Linked DNA regions of Homo sapiens: region 2 is linked to region 1. A link is a loop called in an ENCODE intact Hi-C map of the cell type or tissue named here. Cell type or tissue: B cell. All regions are shown on one strand. Links, peaks and the distances in the headings refer to the core of each region. The heading gives the core; the rest is flanking DNA. Region 1 has its middle 12 kb from the start of HCK. Region 2 has its middle 12 kb from the start of DUSP15.

Region 1 (2,909 bases), core at 112-2,611:
TGCCAAGGTCTGGGAGCACAAAAATGGATGAGAGCGTTTTGGCCCTCAAGCAACTTTCAATCCAATTATGGAGACAATCATTTAACCAATAACTTAGATACAGAGTGGAAAATGCTGCTAGAGAGAGAGAGAGAGATAGGCCCATGATATTGTAGGACCAAGTAGGAAGGACACTGAGTGCAGCAAGGACTTCTTGAAAAAGGTGATATGGGCCAGGCACAGTGGCTCATGCCTGTAATCCCAGCACTTTGGGAGGCCGAAGTGGGTGGATCACCTGACATCAGGAGTTAGAGACTAGCCTGGACAACATGGCGAAATCCTGTCTCTACTAAAAATTAGCCAGGCGTGATGGCGGGCACCTGTAATCCCAGTTACTCGGGAAGCTGAGGCAGGAGAATTGCTTGAATCCTGCAGGCAGAGGTTGCAGTGAGCTGAGATCGCGCCACTGCACTCCAGACTGGGCAATGGAGTGAGACCTGCCTTAAAAAAAAAAAAAAGTGACATGAGTTGAGGCTTAATGGATGCCAGAGGAAGATCAGGGCAAAGGGTGTTCCAGACAGAAGGGACAACCTGACAAAGGCTTGAGAGGGAAACAGTCTGACCTGTTTGAGGAACTGCAAACATTTCCATGTTGTTGGTGCCTGAAGCCCCAGGCAGATACCATATTTGGAAGAGGAGGCTGGAAGTGGCGGCAGCAGCTGATAGGCACTGGGGCCAGCTCATGTAGGACTCGGGCAAGACTGTACAAGGCTGGCCTATGGATGCCTTCCAAGCTTACCTACCCCAAGTACCATCCTAGAGGCAGCAGACCTCCTGCTCAGGGGCGGGGTGAGACTGGGTGGGGACGGGGGTGGGGCGGGGGCAGTGCTGGGGGAGTCCATGAAATTGTTTTTCTGCCCCCAGCTGCATGGCCACCCCCAGCTGACGGGTCCCCCCAGGGGGGTTGGGGGACTGTTCAGTTTCACAACACCCCCTTCTCTTCCCCCAGTGTCTCTGGAGGCTAAGAAAAGAGGAAGCGCTTTGTGGACTTCCTCCTGGGTCCGGTGCACCCAAGCCCAGGCTGGTCTTCTCCCAGGGGCAGGGCTGGACCTGCCCACTGTATTCTGCAGAAAAAAAGGGCCTGGGCGTGGCCCTGCCCCTCATTCAGTGGTGGACATGCTCAAGCAGGGTGCGCCCAGGCCTGGGACTAGGAGAGTAGGTTGGAGTCCCAGCTCTTCTAACTTGCTGTGTGTGTCTGACAAACTCTTCTCTGAGCCTGAATCTCAAAGAGGAAGACACATCCTTACTCAGCAATTTGAAACTGGGGTGATGTGCATGAATTAACATGGAGAGATCCCCAAGACATTCTTTCAGAATCGCAGAGTACATTCCTTTTTAAAATAATAACATGGTTTTGTGTTTACCTCTACATGTATGTAAATGCGTAGATAAAAGTCTGGAAGCTAAACAGCCAACAAGAAGCAGAGGTTGTCACTGAAGAGGAAAGGAACATTGGAATTGGTGGTGGGGAAGTGTTTTTCTATGTTTTTTTTTTTCTTTCTTTCTTTTTACTTTAAATTCTGGGATACATTTGCAGAACGTGCAGGTTTGTTGCATAGGTATACATGTGCCGTGGTGGTTTGCTGCACCCATCAACCTGTCATCTAGGTTTTAAGCCCCACATGCATTAGGTATTTGTCCTAATGCTCTCCCTCCCCTTTCCCCCCATCCCCCAACAGGCCCTGGTGTGTGATGTTTCTCTCGCTGTTTTTTTCTTTCTTAACTAGAATGCATTGTTTTTATTTATGGAACTAAAATAATGATAATAAATGAGGGAATTGGAATATATGGTTATCAAGTGTTGCTCCTTCTGAACATTTTATTATGAAAATGTCCAAATACACAGCAAAATTTAAAGACTTTGGCGACAAAATACCTACTCTCACCACTTACATTCTACCATTGACATTTTACTTGCTTTAACCATGTTTGTTCATCTATCTGTCTATCAATTCATCTTTTAAGATGCATTTTAAAGAAATTACCTCAACACACATATTATTAACTGGAGTTCAATTTCAATATTTGTTTACAGTAATTTTCTTTTAATGTAAATTTACAGGCAAAGGGCAAAAGATTACGTGTTCATTTGCTGAGTTTTTACAAATGCATATATATTTATGTAACTTAAACCCCATTAGGAGATACATTTTTATCACTCTAGAAAGTTCCCTCTTGTCCTACTATATATATATATATATACACACACACATTTTTGTTTTTGAGAGCAGGTCTCGCTATGCTGCCCAGGCTGGCCTTGAACTCCTGATTTCAGGTGATCCTCCCACCCCAGCCTCCCAAGTAGCTGGGACTACAGGCCTCTATGGTGTATTTTAATTGCTGACATCCTATGGGTCAACACTAAGCACAGAGCCAGGTATATAGTAAATGCTCAATAATGTTGGTTGAAGTAAGGAATGAGTCTAGGAATGAATGTGCAGGTGGCTTGCTCCCCTAAGGGCAGGACCATGTCTTCTTCTTTTGCAATCACCATGGAATTGATACACATCAAATGCTTAATAAAGGCTTATTGATTGTGCCTGGGCAGGGTGGCTCACACCTGTAATCCTAGCACTTTGGGAGTCTGAGGTGGGAGGATTGCTTGAGCCCAGGAGTTTGAGACCGACCTACACAACAAAGTGAGACCCCATCTGTACAAAAATAATAATAATAATTTAAAAATTAGCCAAGCATGGTGATGCATGCCTATTGTCCCATCTACATGGGTGGCTAAGGCAGGAGGATTGCTTGAGCCCAGGAGGTCGAGGTAACAGTGAGTTGTGTTCACCCCATTGCACTCCAGCCTGGATGACAGCACGAGATGGTCTCAAAAACAAAAACAAAACAACAACAATGACAAAAAAACAAAA
Region 2 (2,909 bases), core at 286-2,785, 180 kb after region 1:
CTCCAGGCTGGTTAATGGTGCTGCCAGACGCCCCATTTAAAACACCTTCTACCTCTGATGGTGTCTTCCCCTATTTAAAAGCCTCCATGGAGGCGGAGGCTGTAGTGAGCCAAGATTGCGCTACTGCACTCCAGCCTGGGTGACAGAGCGAGACCCTGTTTGAAAAAAGAAAAATAAAAAAAGCCTCCATGGCCCCCATCATCTATAGGACTGATCTGATATTCCAGATCAATCCTTCAAGATGCTTCAAGAGCCAGGTGGCTACTGGAATATGGGAGCTAGAGGAAAGGAGGAGCAGGAAGAAAGCCCTCCCAGCAGGTACACATCAGGAACAATGCTTCCAGTCTCTGGTCAATGCTGGCTGGGTGCCCAGCTTTGTGCCAGTGCTGTGCAAAGGTGCAGGGAGTGGGGGGCATTCTCTCTCAGAGCCTCAGTTCCATGAATACAGCAAGGAGTGGAGCAATCTGAGCAACTTGATCTTTTTCATATCCCACATCTCCTTTGACAATTTAATGAAAGATGCAAATCCCCCCCCCCCAAAAAAATGCATAGACATGAAATTTACATTCACTTTTAGGGGGTCAGAGACCCCCACCAAGAATCCACAAAGTACAGGTGTAGCTGTCGGCAGGCAGTGTGGGGCACTGCTTAGGCTCCCGGGCTCTAGGGAGCAGAGAGACACATTTTGGCTCCTGGCTCCACCACCCACTAGCTCTGTGACCTTGTTAGAGGGCTTTAACCTCTCTGAGCTCAGTCTTAACATTAAAACAGGGCTTTTACCAACCTCATAAGCTGTTGTGAGAACCAATTGAGACACTGCAGGAAAGTGTTTAGCCAGGCCCAGCACTGATGAGCAGTCGGTAAGTGGGAACTCCTAATATTTACAGAAATAAGTGTGACCCCTGGACTACCTGCATCAGAACCTCACGGGGGAACTCATTACAATGTGGGTTTCCTGGGCTTCCTGCCCAGAAAGTCTGATTCTGCAGATCTGGGATGGAGGTCATGAGTATGCATTTGAAACGAGTTGCTGCCTCTCAGTTCTGGCAGGAGTTAGTTTGAGAATCCCTGTGCCTTTCCAATCTCAACAGTCCAGGTCCTGAAAAGAGACTGACAAATTTCCAGGTGGGCTGGGAAGAGCAGGTGACAGTTGCAGACTGGGGCAAAGCTGTGTCTCTGGATGCTCATGGGGGCCGGCCTCCTGAGACCCGCAGAGCCCAGGCTACCCCACTTGCGTGGGTCTTGTGTCTCACAGCGCCTCCTGCCACCCCATAAAAGAGGATCAATGCCCTCCAGGCTAGGCTGCTATGGGGAGGTGCAAAAGGAAAGGGCCTCCCAAGAGAGGGGACAAAACAGAAAGTGAGACCTGCCTGCCCAGACTTTCACTTTCATAGCCTCCCAGCATCATCCAGGTGGCCCGTAGTCCCCAGGCCCACGTGGGTTGAGCCACTGCAAGCCCAAGACCTGGCCCCTGCATCCCTGATGGCCAGAAGGAAGGAAAGGTCCCCGACGGCAGGTGACCCATGGCAGAGCCAGAGGTTCCCTGTGCCTCTGGGACTGGGGGGGCACAGATTGAGAGTGGGTGCTACGTGGGGTTATGCTGGGAGGATGCGGGCAAGACCCTCTTTCGCATCCCCTGGAAGCATGTAGCCAAGCAGGGCTACCAGGTGCAACAGGACTCAGCACTCTTCAGGGCAAGGGGACAGGGGACTGGAGACGCTCAGCACTGGGCAGGCTCTGGACACAAGTTGCCCCAGCACTGAGACTGACGGATAGCCTTGTGACCCTGGGCCACTTTCTGGCCTCTAGGGCTGAGGGTAATGTTCTCTACATATGAGGGACTCTCAGACACTTTCTTAAAACAATCAGCCAAGGCTGCCACGACCTGCACCACCGGCCCCTCTCAGAGGGCCTCTTCTCCCACTCCACCAATGCACTAATGGGAATTCTGTCAGCCTCCCACCCCTAAACCCATCAACCTCTGCAGCTCAGGAAACTTTTTGGTGCTCCCAACACCAGCCCTTCTCAGGGACCTCCTGCAGGAATGTCCCTCCTTTCCCCAGTCATCATTAACTTCTTCCAAACTGGCTCCTTTCTTGAGAAAGAGATGGTTAAGCTGAGGATGGTGGGAGCATGCCAGGTAAAGGTGAAGAGGCGAAGGTATTGCAGGCAAAGGGAACTGAATGTGCAAAGGTCTAATGGAGATAAAGACATGAAGCATTTAGAGATGAAAAGAACTAAAGTGGGGGAGGAGAGGGAGTGGAGGCAGATGAGGCCCAGGAGGGGCAGTTCATGCATGGCTTTGAGGCCATCATGAAGAGTTGGAACTCTTTCACAAGGGCAATGGGGAGCTATGGTAGGGGAGGGTCAAAACCAGATTTGTGGCCAGGAGTTGTGCCTCAACTGTAATCCTACCACTTTGGGAGGTCAAGGCAGGAGGATCACTTGAGCCCAGGAGTTCGAGACCAGTCTGGGCAACATAGTGAGAGCCCGTCTCTATAAAAAGAAAAAAAAAAAAAGACCAGATTTGCATTTAGAAAGATCCCCCTGGAGGACCTCCTGGCATTGTGGAGGGACAGTTGCCGTCATTTCAATTCTGGGCTCTCTTCCCTGAGCAATAAGCAACCAACCGCACATCCACACACTACCACCCCAAACACCAAAGTCACCTCCAGCCCCTCCTTCTGTGGCCTCCCCCTCCTTCCACAGTGGGAAGCACCTGGAGAGTCTCCTTACACCAACTCCCTCCCTCTCAGCCTCCCAGCCCCCCATGACCAGTCCGGCTTCTGTCCCTCTTGATAATGCCTCTAGTTGCCAAATCTAAGCATATGTCACTGTCTTCATCTTCTTTGGCTCCTGGATGGTGTTGGGTTGGTCTGCATCTTGTAGGCCCTCCCTCCTCCTTGAAA

The links. A loop is a pair of places that touch in the nucleus more often than their neighbours do. Peaks named below come from ENCODE experiments on the same cell type or tissue, not always from the same donor. Only the 100,000 strongest peaks of a DNase experiment are listed, where the experiment ranks them.
Region 2: it touches region 1 in a loop (11-fold over the local background); 73 of 110 quality-filtered maps call a loop at or near these places.

Annotation. Positions count from the first base shown.
Region 1 is chr20:32,038,573-32,041,481 of GRCh38, reverse strand. No RefSeq gene overlaps it. Among named protein-coding and RNA genes, the nearest start is that of HCK, 12 kb to the left of the region's middle. RefSeq lists a silencer at 792-971. In B cell, for the core only: no CTCF peak of the experiment used is centred there; a DNase peak (open chromatin) is centred at 1,101; H3K4me3 peaks cover 1,058 bases; H3K27ac peaks cover 723 bases.
Region 2 is chr20:31,856,929-31,859,837 of GRCh38, reverse strand. It overlaps a transcript of DUSP15 not described here. Among named protein-coding and RNA genes, the nearest start is that of DUSP15, 12 kb to the left of the region's middle. RefSeq lists an enhancer at 1,200-1,299. In B cell, for the core only: no CTCF peak of the experiment used is centred there; a DNase peak (open chromatin) is centred at 1,357.